Regions from separate parts of the Homo sapiens genome. Here regions 2 and 3 are each linked to region 1. Evidence: chromatin contacts called from ENCODE Hi-C data. All regions are on one chromosome and are shown on one strand. The core of a region is the stretch at or near the end of the contact, and the rest is flanking DNA. Distances in the headings are between cores, read along the strand shown. Region 1 holds the start of COX16 (cytochrome c oxidase assembly factor COX16). Region 2 holds the start of SNW1 (SNW domain containing 1). Region 3 holds the start of TGFB3 (transforming growth factor beta 3).

Region 1 (4,008 bases), core at 1,109-3,608:
ATTTCTGGGAAGGCAACAGATTCCATACTGGTAAGAAATTTTGTGTTCCCTTTTTGTGAGAATCGTAAACTGATGACAAATATCACTCATTCCGATTTAACAGATGGAAAAACTGAAGTATACAGTAGTGATGCTTAAGAAGGGCGCTATGCATAGCTGGTAAAATTTACCACCTATGTAGTATGATTTGATAGGTGCTTACATTCCTCAGTGTCACAGATTTTGTCCCCTGACAATCTGCCGGCATACCTGTAATTCCTACTGTTCACAGTTACTCCTTCAGGGCCATTTCAAGGTTCTCAATAAATGCTTATTTGAGTGATTGAACAAACAAGATACTAAAGACATAGAGTGCCTTAAATTGGATAGATGCCTTATCTGAAAAGTGTAAGATTATCGACTCTAGCATTATTTTGAATATATGTATACGATTTAACCCATTATTAGCTACTACTTAGGTGCCGGGTTTTGATGGAGTAGTATCCAGTAGGCTGATGTTTTATGTAGTGAAGATGTAGGAAAACGCTAGAGTTTTAGAGCAGCGCCTTTGGCTTCTAGGATCTTAGGGAAAGTAGGAGATGTGATACGCTTAACTAACCTGGATGCCACGTGAGATTTATTTATTTATTTTTGAAACAGGGTCTAGCTGTGTCACCCAGGCTGCAGTGCAGTGGCATGATCACGGCTCACTGTAGCCTGGACCTCCTGGGCTCAAGTGATCTTCCCACCTCAGCTTCCCAAGTAGCTGAGACCCCACCATGCCTGGCTAATTTATTATTATTATTATTATTTGTAAAGATGGGGTCTTGCTTTGTTGCTCAGGCTGGTCTCGAACTCCTGGGCTCAAATGATCCTCCTGCCTCAGCCTCCCAAACTGCAGGTATTACAGGCATGAGCCACCATGCCTGGTCTGCATGAATTTTGAAATATCAAAAGGAAGTAAATAAGATGGGAGAGATGCACCGTTCCTGGGTTTCTGGAGGTATTGAAATACAGGTTGATGTGTAGAGTGGTGGAGCAAACTCCTATTCCATCTCCTTGCTTCAAAAACCCATTTAACATATTTTCCTTGGATAGAGAATGTGTCAAATATTAAACTGTTAAGAACAGATACTACACTTGATCTTAGCCAAAAGGATAAGTTTCACTGGAGTAGCCTGCAGTAGATCTGGAGCTTCTCTTCTGGAGACCACTTAAGAGGCTACTTTAATAGGTGAAAAGATGATAAGGAATTAAAAAAAGGAACATTTCAGTGGTAACAGAGAGGCAGGGACAGATGGAAATATTTCAGGAATAGCATGGAAGATAATATTCCGCATCACCTGCACTCTGATTCACTCTGGTAAATGGGACACGTGGGGGATCGGCTTCCTAAGCTATCCCAGTACTTCACACATGTTTGTTTCTGTGCCCATGAAATCGCCAGTGTCTTTAAGGTAAGGATCATATATTTTTATCTGTGTTCCTAGAACCCTTTCAAAGACACGCTGAAAGGTGGCCTGTATGGTTGCTGAATCATTGGTAAATAGACATTCATAAATGACTAAAGATTACAGGTTATCTCACAGTAAAATCATTAGCATTAAAAGTTCAGTAATGACTGATGAGACACTACACTGATTACATTTCAACCTAATCTTTCAAAAGCGATTTATTTTTAAAAGTCTCCATTAAACTGGCAAATTCCTCATCCCACAAATAGCCATAAAGACTGGAGTACCAGCTTCAAAATACTTTTTTTTCTTTTTTCTTTTTGAGACGAAGTCTCGCTCTTGTTCCCCAGGCTGGAGTGCGATGGCGCGATCTCTGCTCATTGCAACCTCCGCCTCCCGGGTTCAAGCGATTCTCCTGCCTCGGCCCCCCAGTAGCTGGGATTACAGGCGCCTGCCACCACGCCCGGCTAATTTTTGTATTTTTTTTTTTTAATAGAGACGGGGTTTTACCATGTTGACCAGGCTGATCTAGAACTCCTGACCTCAGGTGATCTACCGGCCTCGGCCTCCCAAAGTGCTGGGATTACAGGCCACCCACCCAGGCCACCGCGCCCGGCCTCAAAATACTTTTTTCCTTAGCTGATTTTATCGAGTGGCTATGTGCCTAAGGGAGTGTTCTAAGCAGACGTTAGTTAGGACCCAGAACGTGGGAAGTACTGGTTTCCAGATCAATTTGGTGGTGATCGTAAACCGATTCAAATCTCTAAATCCCAATTGCACGCCGACGTTACGGAACCAAAAACGCTGACGCCCACATTTCTGGGCGGACGCACAAGTATGTTACGATGGCTCGATTGCTTTTGCCTAGCGGAAACCATTCACTAAGGACCGAGCACCAAATAACCAAGGAAAAGGAAGTGAGTTAAGGACGTACTCGTCTTGGTGAGAGCGTGAGCTGCTGAGATTTGGGAGTCTGCGCTAGGCCCGCTTGGAGTTCTGAGCCGATGGAAGAGTTCACTCATGTTTGCACCCGCGGTGATGCGTGCTTTTCGCAAGAACAAGACTCTCGGCTATGGAGTCCCCATGTTGGTGAGTGGAGTGAGGAGGATCTTCCGCAAGGGGTGGGACCCTCCTCCTTGGCAGGATCAAGACCTGGGAGGGAATCTGTAAAATGTGAAGTTAAGGGCTGGCACTCGGGCTAGGAAGGAGCTAGCGACGGGGTGAGAGCTTTCCTAAAAGCTCTTCCACCAGTCTTTTCCACACCCCCACTTCCCCGCCGCTGTCCCCCACTCCCGGTTGGATTTCAGGTGTACTAGGATCTGTCTGCTTGTGAGCGTGGCGTCTTTCCCATCGTCGAACGCGGTCATTGTTACTACCCTTGATTCACAGTTAAGTAAATTGAAGCTCAGAGAATTCAGTCAGAACCACACTTTAAGCCAAGTTTGGATGATTACTAAGCTTGCTTCCTCGCCCCCAACTTAGCTATGTTTTGACGATACTGTGGATCATTGGGACTAGATGTATTCCATTTAACTGCACGAATTCCTGGTATCTTTCTGTTTCATCTTTCTAGTTTGTGAATTAGCTTAATACTTAGAGTTGTGATGAACTAATAACACCTTGTGAATAAAGTGTTGAGTACGGTGCCTGCCACATTGTAGCCAGAATGATTGCTGTGTTATAATTTCTAAAGCACGTTGAAAACAGCTTCCGTGTTTATATGGTTTCATCCATATCCACACTGAGTTCCCTAAGGATGTCATGAAATGCAGGCTGAGGCTGGCTTAAGACAACCAGAGTTGAAATCCAGATGACTCTTATTTGCTTTTTGATTACGGGCCAGTTATTTTGCTTCAGCAAGCCTTGATGTGTTAGTAAATGAAATAATTAAAGCATATGAACAAAAGCTGCTTTTAAATACAGACTATATTTTTATTTTGTATGAATGTTGGCGCAGATGAAATTACCAGCTTTTCCATTTAAGCAGACTAAAGGAAAGAAGTGATCTTAGAAAGGTAATGGATATTTTACACAGTTTTGAAAAATCCACATTCATCAAATGTGGATTTTAGGAATCTCCAAAAGATTCACCCATTTGAAGTATCTGGGCCAAGCACGATGGCTCACACCTGTAATCCCAGTGTTAGGGGAAGCCAAGACAGGAGGATCGCTTTAGGTCAGGAGTTCCAAACCAGCAAGACCTCTGTCTCTCCAAAAAAAAAAAAAAAAAAAAAAATTGTTGTTTTTAGCAAATTCGATATTAGTATACTAATATATTCGTATATTAGTATATTCTTAGTTATGGAGCCATCACCACAATTTTAGAACATTTTCATTGCCCCCAAAAAAGCATCATAACTAATAGTAGTCACTTCCCATTTCTTCCTGCCTCTTAATGCTGGCCTGGTAAACCACTAATCTACTTCTACCCGTAAATTTGCTTATTCTGCACATTTCATATTAACACACTAATACAACGTGGGTTTTTTGTGACTGGATTCTTCCACTTAGAATGTTTTTAAGGTTCATTCACATTGTAACATATATCAATACTTCATTCCTTTTGATGGATATA
Region 2 (4,008 bases), core at 1,128-3,627, 7.4 Mb before region 1:
CCATTCTGCCTTAAGAATTGTCTTTCTTGCCTGTTCCTTTGACCCAGGCCCTCTACTTAAGTCCTCCTTCAGCTGCAAATCACCTGCTGAACTAAATCTAAGCTCCTTGATCTTGGCTTCCAGGACGTTCTATAATTTGCTTCTCTGTTTTTCTCCTTTTAGAAATAATACATTCCTGGAGCAGAGGTTGAAGTAGATCACTGTCAACCAAAATATTAACTGTAATAACTAACATATTTACATAGTACTTAAGAGTTAAGTAAAAACATATCCACCTACATTACCTCATTTAAGGCTCATACTCTGCTGTATTGTATATAATTATTTTACATTTATATAAATATAGGTAAAGCAGATAACATGATCAGCATTTTAAGTTCAATAAAACTGGGGCCCAAATAAATTAAATGACTTGCCCTATAAGAATTTATTGGTGCTGAAGCTACATCTTTTTTTTTTTTTTTTTTTTTTCTGAGACAGTTTCACTCTTGTTGCTCAGGCTAGAGTGCAACGACGCACGATCTCGGCTCACCACAACTTCCGCCTCCCGAGTTCAAGCGATTCTCCTGCCTCGGCCTCCCGAGTAGCTGGGATTACAGGCAAGCACCACCACGCCCGGCTAATTTTGTATTTTCAGTAGAGACGCAGTTTCTCCATGTTGGTCAGGCTGGTCTCAAACTCCCGACCTCAGGTGATCTGCCCGCCTCAGCCTCCCAAAGTGCTGGGATTAAAGGCACAAGCCACCACACCCAGCCAAAGCTACATCTTAAACTCTAATCTTCGGGCTCCCAGGCCATGCAGGTTATATTACACAATGTGATTAACAATCCTGTATTTACCAAAAGATTTTTTCTTTTTGTTTTTTTGGTTTACATGCTGTGGCAGGCAGAATTCTAGGATATCCCCCAAGATCTCCTCCTCACCCAACCCCCACAGTACCTGACCTACATAACCCCTGGGGCCATGACTATGAAGATTCTGATTCTGTTATGCGGTGTGGCAGAGTTGATTTTTTTTTTTTTTTTGAGACAGAATTTTACTTTGTCACCCACGCTGGAGTGCAATGGTGCAATCTCGGCTCACTGCAACCTCCACCTCCTGGGTTCAAGCGATTCTTGTACCTCAGCCTCCCAAGTAGCTGAGAAAACAAGAGCACATCACCACACCCAGCTATTCTTTTATATTATTTATTTATTTATTTATTTATTTATTTTTATTTTTTGAGACGCAGTCTCACTCTGTCGCCAGGCTGGAGTGCAGTGGCGTGATCTTGGCTCACTGCAACCTCCGTCTCCTGATTCACACGATTCTCCTGCCTCAGCCTCCCCAGTAGCTAGGACTACAGGAGCGCGCCACAACGCCCAGCTAATTTTTGTATTTTTAGTAGAGACAGGGTTTCACCATGTTGCCCAGGCTTTGTCGAACTCCTGAGCTCAGGCAATCCGCCCGCCCCGACCTCCCAAAGTGCTAGGATTACAAGTGTGAGCTACTGCGCCCGGCCAAGAGTTGATCTTAAAATAGGGAGATTATCCAGGTGCTCCTGATCTAATCACATGAGCCCTTTAAAAGCAGGGCATTTTTCTCCAACAGTGGCAGAAGAGGAGTCAGAAAGATGTGCCTCAGAAAGCAAATATCCATGTTGTGAACTACCAATAAATAGGGCTCATGTGGGAAGGACTCGAGAGTGACCCCTAGGAGCTGAGGGTGGCCACCACTAACAGCACAAAACAAAACAGGGAACTCGATCCCACAACCGCCAGGAACTGATTTTTGCCAACAAGAATGAGTTAGGAGATGGATTTTTCTCCAGAGCCTCCTATGAGATTTCAGCCTTGTCATACCCTGGGCAGAGAACCCAGACACTCGGTAAATTACCAAGGATTACGAAATATCTCCCCAAGAGAGTGTTTTGGCGGGTGAGAGGATATGGTTTAAAGAAAAGTTTTGAGTGTGAATGTTTTCAGAGAGTCCAAGGACTCTCCATTAGCTAGTCTCATTATTACCTGTCGTTTTAAACGCCCTATCACTCTTACTTAAAGTAGCTGTCCCCGGGAAGCTTTTGTATTTTGTACCCCTTCTCGGGGAACGGGACTGAGTAAGGAACGTAATAAAGCGGCCTAAAAGGCATCTCCCTGTATCTTTGATATTTTGCCTAGGGAACGCCCTATCATGTCGCATATAAGCGATCGAGTTATGCATTTGTTGCTAGCTGAAGAGATTATTCCTTGATAACCGCTTGGTCTGGTCAGAATACAAACGGTACTCCTGTTCAAAGAACTACAAATCCCAGAAGGCCTTTTCGGCCAGAGCGCCTGCGCATCGCGCACTCCTTCCTTTCCGCTCCTCATCATCTGGAAAGACCCGCCCAGCGGTGCTGTCGCTCGCGCTGGAAGAAGCGGAAGAAGATGGCGCTCACCAGGTGGGTTGTTGATTGGGGTCCTCGATACGGAAGGGTCTGGGAGTACCAGTCTTCTTCATTTCTCTTCCCATACCCTCCGGGCGGTGACCTGACCCGGGGCACAGAATGACGTGGGCCAAGACTACGGCTACGCCCTCCCGCTGGCCGCCGCTACGACTAGGCCTAGTCGAAGCTGGGGTCTTTCAGCGGTTTCCCGGGTTTAGTTCACCCGCTCACCGAGGCCGAAAGCTGCGGAGTGGTCTCAGACACTGAAGAGTGGGTTTTTCGCGTGAGCATCTTGCGGGGAGCGGACAGCGCTCCCTCAGGTCCGCGGCTCGGGCGAACGAGATGGGGTTGGTGACGGTAGTGGCTTATTTGGGCGGAGTGAAGCGCGCGGGCTGCGACTGCGCGGCTTTCCGGCCGTTTGCCTGTGGTGGTCTCTCTCCTTTCGCTGTCCACTGGGTGTCCCGAAACAAGGATTCCTGAAAAAAGAGGCCCGGAGCTGAACACAGATTTAAATGAGCCACAGTAGTGACCGCCGTCTGCTGATATGCGCCACTGCTCCGCATTTTAACTTTGGAGCTTAGAATTTCTTCCGTAGATAGAACCACCTCAGTTTTGCTGTTTCCGGTTACCTTAGTAACCGTCTGTAAAGTGCTCTCCGCCTTTAAGAAAAAGATGCTTTTCAGTGGGAGAGTCCGAGAAGTTACGCTACTCCTACTAGTTCCCAGCCTTGCTGCCCCATTTTAAGTGGAAAAACTTTCCATGCGAACTCAACAGGAAAAGGCTAGTGTTCAGGAAGGTTATAGATAAAGTAATCCTTTCAGGACATCAGCTTGAGCTCTTTTAACACCCTTCATTCTCCTCACGCATGTTTTTTTTTCTGGCTGATGACAGTATGACTCCAAAAGTTTTAATCAAAAAATTATTTTGGGAATTACTGTTGGTGCCTTGCTCTGTCCTGGGGGTTGTGTACACAGAAGAAAATCTGTCTTTGGCAACAGGGAAGATAGGGGTGCAAGGTATACAGACATAAAACAATTACAGAACACAAAATGTGCATTTGTGTAATACTAACCTTAGTGCAAAAAGAATTGAATGGAATAAGTTATGTGGGCTGGAGAGTTTTCTCCCCACCCTCGTTTCTAAAATTTTTTTGCTTTTTTTTTTAACTTTATTTTTTGAGATGCGGTCTCGCTGTGTTGGCCAGGTTGGTCTTGAATTCTTGGCCTCAAGCAGTCCTCCTGTCTCGGCCTCCGAAAGTGCTAGGATTACAGGCATGAGCCACCATGCCCGGCATCTGAAATTTTTTTAAAAAAAAACTAGAAATAGGGTGTTACTGCGTTGGCCAGAGTGGTCTCCAACTCTTGGCCTCCATCAATCTTCTCACCTAGGCCTCCCAAAGTGCTGGGATTGCAGGCATGAGCTACCATGCCCAGCCAAGAGTTTGTTTAGTAAATGTTACAGGCAGCAAACATTTGAGTGCTCCCCAGGTGTGAGACACTGTGTCATAGACTAGTAAAGTTATGAGGGGAGACTTTGTGGAAAAGGTGGAATTTGAAATGGACACACAGGAAAAATTTCTAGAGATGTCATGGGTATTTTTTATT
Region 3 (4,008 bases), core at 1,509-4,008, 5.6 Mb before region 1:
GTAGCACCCCTGAAACCTCATTGCAAGCATTTCTTAAATATCCAGTAAATCACTCAGTTCAGTCACACATGTTACTGGATAGGACTGTGTGTTAGCATGCCTGTGACAGCAAGAGCACTGGCCTGGATATCAGAAGAGCTGTGTTCTCATCTTAGCTCTCCTGAAAACTACCTGTGTAGTCAGAGCAGAGCCCTTTCCGCTATCAGTTTCCTCCCTTGTAATTACTTTAGAGATTATCTCTAAGATCCTTTGTTAACTTGCTTCTCAGTGAGAATACTTTGTTAGATTTTAATCTGAAGAAACACTCATTGCCAAAAATCCAAGACAGATGAAATATAGGCTCCAATGAATCCCTTGTTCCCTTCTTCTTCGGCACCAGATGAGGAAGAAGGGATTAATCTTTGGATTTTTCCATTTCTTGTAAGCTCACAGCATACGACCATCACCTTATAGTCAGTTTCCAGACCTTCACCCCCACTTCTTCCCCAACTTGCTGAAAACAGAAGGCAAATGGTCCTCACTCTGGGCAGAGAGGTACCCTGCAGTAGTAGCTTCCAGAACTTGCTTAGCACCTGAATCACGTGTGAGGTTTGTAAAGAAACAGAGATGCCAGGGCCTCAGCTCTGGAGACTGATTTGGTAGAGGTGGAGTCCAAAAAAGTATAACTTTAATAATTTTCCTTCCTATCTTGCAACTGTCTGCTCAAAGGCCTTCCCTTATCACCCTATTTGAAACTGCAACATCCCCCAACCTAGGCACACCCCATCCTCCTTCCCTGCTTGATTTTCTGCCACACCACATTTGTTTGTTTGCTTGTCTGTTTGAGACACGGTCTTGCTCTGTCGTCCAGGCTGGAGTGCAGTGGTGCAATCTTGGCCCCCTGTAAACTCTGCCTCCCTGGCTCAAGTGATTATCCTGCCTCAGCCTCCCAAGTAGATGCCTGCGCCAACATGCCGGGCTAATTTTTCCATTTTTTTGTAGAGACTGGGTTTCGCCGTGTTGCTGGGGCTGGTCTCGAATTCCTGAGCTCAAGTAATCCTCCTGCATGGGCCTCCCCAAATGCTGGGATTACAGGCGTGAGCCACTGCACCTGGCTCAGCACTTTTTACCGTACTACATCATTTACATATTTATTTAGTTTATCGCCTCCTCCACTGCCCCACCCCTGCCTCTAAAATAAAATTTCCCTGAGGGCAGGAGTTTTGTTTCGTTCACTGATATTCTTCACAGAGCCTAGAATAGTGCCTGGTATATAGTAAACATTAAACTTTTTCTGAAATTTCAGAGGCAGTATAGCATAGTAATTAAGTCCAGAATCTGGCAACGTCCTGGGTCCAAATCCCAACAGCTGACACCTAATAACTATGTGACCTTGGGCAAGTTACTTTTAAAGTTTCTACCCCTAGGTTTCCCATTGGTTTTGCAAATGAAAGTAATGCCTACCCAAGCTAGATAGCCTGTGTAAAATATCGCCTCCATCACTCACAAGCAGTGTGGTCTGTAAAAAAAAAAACAAAAAACTCTATGCCTCAGTTTCCTCATCCGTAAAGTGACCCACCGCTGTGCTGGGATACAGAGAACAGCCCCTTCAGTTAGTGGCCTGGAAGCCAGACCTCTCAGAAAGGGTCCAGGAAGGCTGGAGTGAGATGGGGTGGGAGCGGCACTCACTCTCAGGAAAGTTCAGTTCAGAGGCAAGCCCTGTGTTGCGGGGTGCGGGGAGCCACGTGCCCTACCCTCCCTTGGCTGCTCGTGGGAAAAGGCCTAGAGGTTCGGGCCGAGAAGAGGAGCGAAAGCACAGAGCCGACTTCCCCTCACCCATCTGGGAAATGGGCTCGGGCCAACTGCTGACTTCGCGCTCGCTGGCGCAGCTCCCTGCGGAGACCTCGGCGGGGAGGGAGGCTGAACATCTGGATGACATTTCTGCGAGAGCGGCTCCGGAGCGGCGGTCGGGGAGGGAGAGGTGCGCTCGTGCGCACGTCGGGCCGGGAGGGAGGCGATTCCTCGGGGCCTGGGTCTTGTTTTTCTCGCTCTCTACCGCAGCCCCTTCTCCCGCCCCTCAGCCCCCACCCCGCAGCCCCCAGCCCCCGAGCCTCCCCGGCTCCCGACCAGCCGAGCTCCTTCACTGGCGGCCTCGCCTCGCCAGAGGGCACCCTCGATCTTCCGGAAAACGCCACCATTTTTCACTGCCCCTGGAGCGTCTCCAGGCTTCTGCCCGCCTCCCGACTCCGATCTTGTCAATGAAGAATCGGGCCAGGATCGCCGCGGAGCGGACGCCGACCCTCCGACCCGGCTCGCAGGCTGGGAGTCCCCTCTGCGAGGCTGGCATGGCCGCCCCTACCGGGTCCCGCGCCCTCTGCGGACCCTGCCCCGGGTTGGGCCTGGCCCGCGGGCGGCCCCGGGACCGGGGGACCAGGAGGGAGAGTAGACGCGGGCCGCGGACGGCGCGGACTGACAGCTGGCGAGAGGGCGCCGGGGCTGGGGGAAAGGGAGGGAGGGGGCTCATCGGAGTAACTTTCCAGAAAAACAGCCAACGTGTGGCAGGAGTGATTCCAAGAGGGGAAAAAAAGTTCAGCTACCACGTCGAACGAGAGGACTCGCAAAGTATTTTTCAAAAGGGCTCGGCTTTTCCTGTGCCTGTTTAAAACATTAACATCGTGCAGCAAAAGAGGCTGCGTGCGCTGGTCCCTCCCTCCCCCACCCCAGGCCAGAGACGTCATGGGAGGGAGGTATAAAATTTCAGCAGAGAGAAATAGAGAAAGCAGTGTGTGTGCATGTGTGTGTGTGTGAGAGAGAGAGGGAGAGGAGCGAGAGGGAGAGGGAGAGGGAGAGAGAGAAAGGGAGGGAAGCAGAGAGTCAAGTCCAAGGGAATGAGCGAGAGAGGCAGAGACAGGGGAAGAGGCGTGCGAGAGAAGGAATAACAGCTTTCCGGAGCAGGCGTGCCGTGAACTGGCTTCTATTTTATTTTATTTTTTTCTCCTTTTTATTTTTTAAAGAGAAGCAGGGGACAGAAGCAATGGCCGAGGCAGAAGACAAGCCGAGGTGCTGGTGACCCTGGGCGTCTGAGTGGATGATTGGGGCTGCTGCGCTCAGAGGCCTGCCTCCCTGCCTTCCAATGCATATAACCCCACACCCCAGCCAATGAAGACGAGAGGCAGCGTGAACAAAGTCATTTAGAAAGCCCCCGAGGAAGTGTAAACAAAAGAGAAAGCATGAATGGAGTGCCTGAGAGACAAGTGTGTCCTGTACTGCCCCCACCTTTAGCTGGGCCAGCAACTGCCCGGCCCTGCTTCTCCCCACCTACTCACTGGTGATCTTTTTTTTTTTACTTTTTTTTCCCTTTTCTTTTCCATTCTCTTTTCTTATTTTCTTTCAAGGCAAGGCAAGGATTTTGATTTTGGGACCCAGCCATGGTCCTTCTGCTTCTTCTTTAAAATACCCACTTTCTCCCCATCGCCAAGCGGCGTTTGGCAATATCAGATATCCACTCTATTTATTTTTACCTAAGGAAAAACTCCAGCTCCCTTCCCACTCCCAGCTGCCTTGCCACCCCTCCCAGCCCTCTGCTTGCCCTCCACCTGGCCTGCTGGGAGTCAGAGCCCAGCAAAACCTGTTTAGACACATGGACAAGAATCCCAGCGCTACAAGGCACACAGTCCGCTTCTTCGTCCTCAGGGTTGCCAGCGCTTCCTGGAAGTCCTGAAGCTCTCGCAGTGCAGTGAGTTCATGCACCTTCTTGCCAAGCCTCAGTCTTTGGGATCTGGGGAGGCCGCCTGGTTTTCCTCCCTCCTTCTGCACGTCTGCTGGGGTCTCTTCCTCTCCAGGCCTTGCCGTCCCCCTGGCCTCTCTTCCCAGCTCACACATGAAGATGCACTTGCAAAGGGCTCTGGTGGTCCTGGCCCTGCTGAACTTTGCCACGGTCAGCCTCTCTCTGTCCACTTGCACCACCTTGGACTTCGGCCACATCAAGAAGAAGAGGGTGGAAGCCATTAGGGGACAGATCTTGAGCAA

The links. A loop is a pair of places that touch in the nucleus more often than their neighbours do. Pooled maps may share reads with other maps.
Region 2: a loop to region 1 is called in a pooled map, with 20 times the contacts of the local background. The contact joins the promoter of SNW1 here to the promoter of COX16 in region 1. A Hi-C loop is called at or near these places in 4 of 50 pooled maps.
Region 3: a pooled map shows a loop between it and region 1 (19-fold over the local background). The contact joins the promoter of TGFB3 here to the promoter of COX16 in region 1. A Hi-C loop is called at or near these places in 3 of 168 maps with a recorded cell type or tissue (CD8-positive, alpha-beta T cell and naive thymus-derived CD4-positive, alpha-beta T cell) and 3 of 50 pooled maps.

The regions. Positions count from the first base shown.
Region 1 is chr14:70,358,033-70,362,040 of GRCh38, reverse strand. It overlaps COX16 (cytochrome c oxidase assembly factor COX16), which reads left to right and starts at 2,358. Exons shown (of 4, transcript NM_016468.7): 1 at 2,358-2,522. The coding sequence starts at 2,454. The region is part of intron 3 of SYNJ2BP-COX16 (SYNJ2BP-COX16 readthrough); the gene reads left to right. It also overlaps the pseudogene RNU2-51P. RefSeq lists enhancers at 1,779-1,868, 2,329-2,638.
Region 2 is chr14:77,759,525-77,763,532 of GRCh38, reverse strand. It overlaps SNW1 (SNW domain containing 1), which reads left to right and starts at 2,377. Exons shown (of 14, transcript NM_012245.3): 1 at 2,377-2,419. The coding sequence starts at 2,406. It overlaps SLIRP-OT1 (SLIRP overlapping transcript 1), which reads right to left and starts at 2,765. Exons shown (of 2, transcript NR_161324.1): 1 at 2,417-2,765. RefSeq lists enhancers at 864-1,638, 2,186-2,505, 2,413-3,187.
Region 3 is chr14:75,980,745-75,984,752 of GRCh38, reverse strand. TGFB3 (transforming growth factor beta 3) reads left to right here and starts at 2,758. Exons shown (of 7, transcript NM_003239.5): 1 at 2,758-4,008. The coding sequence starts at 3,860. RefSeq lists silencers at 1,964-2,083, 2,214-2,453 and an enhancer at 2,124-2,183.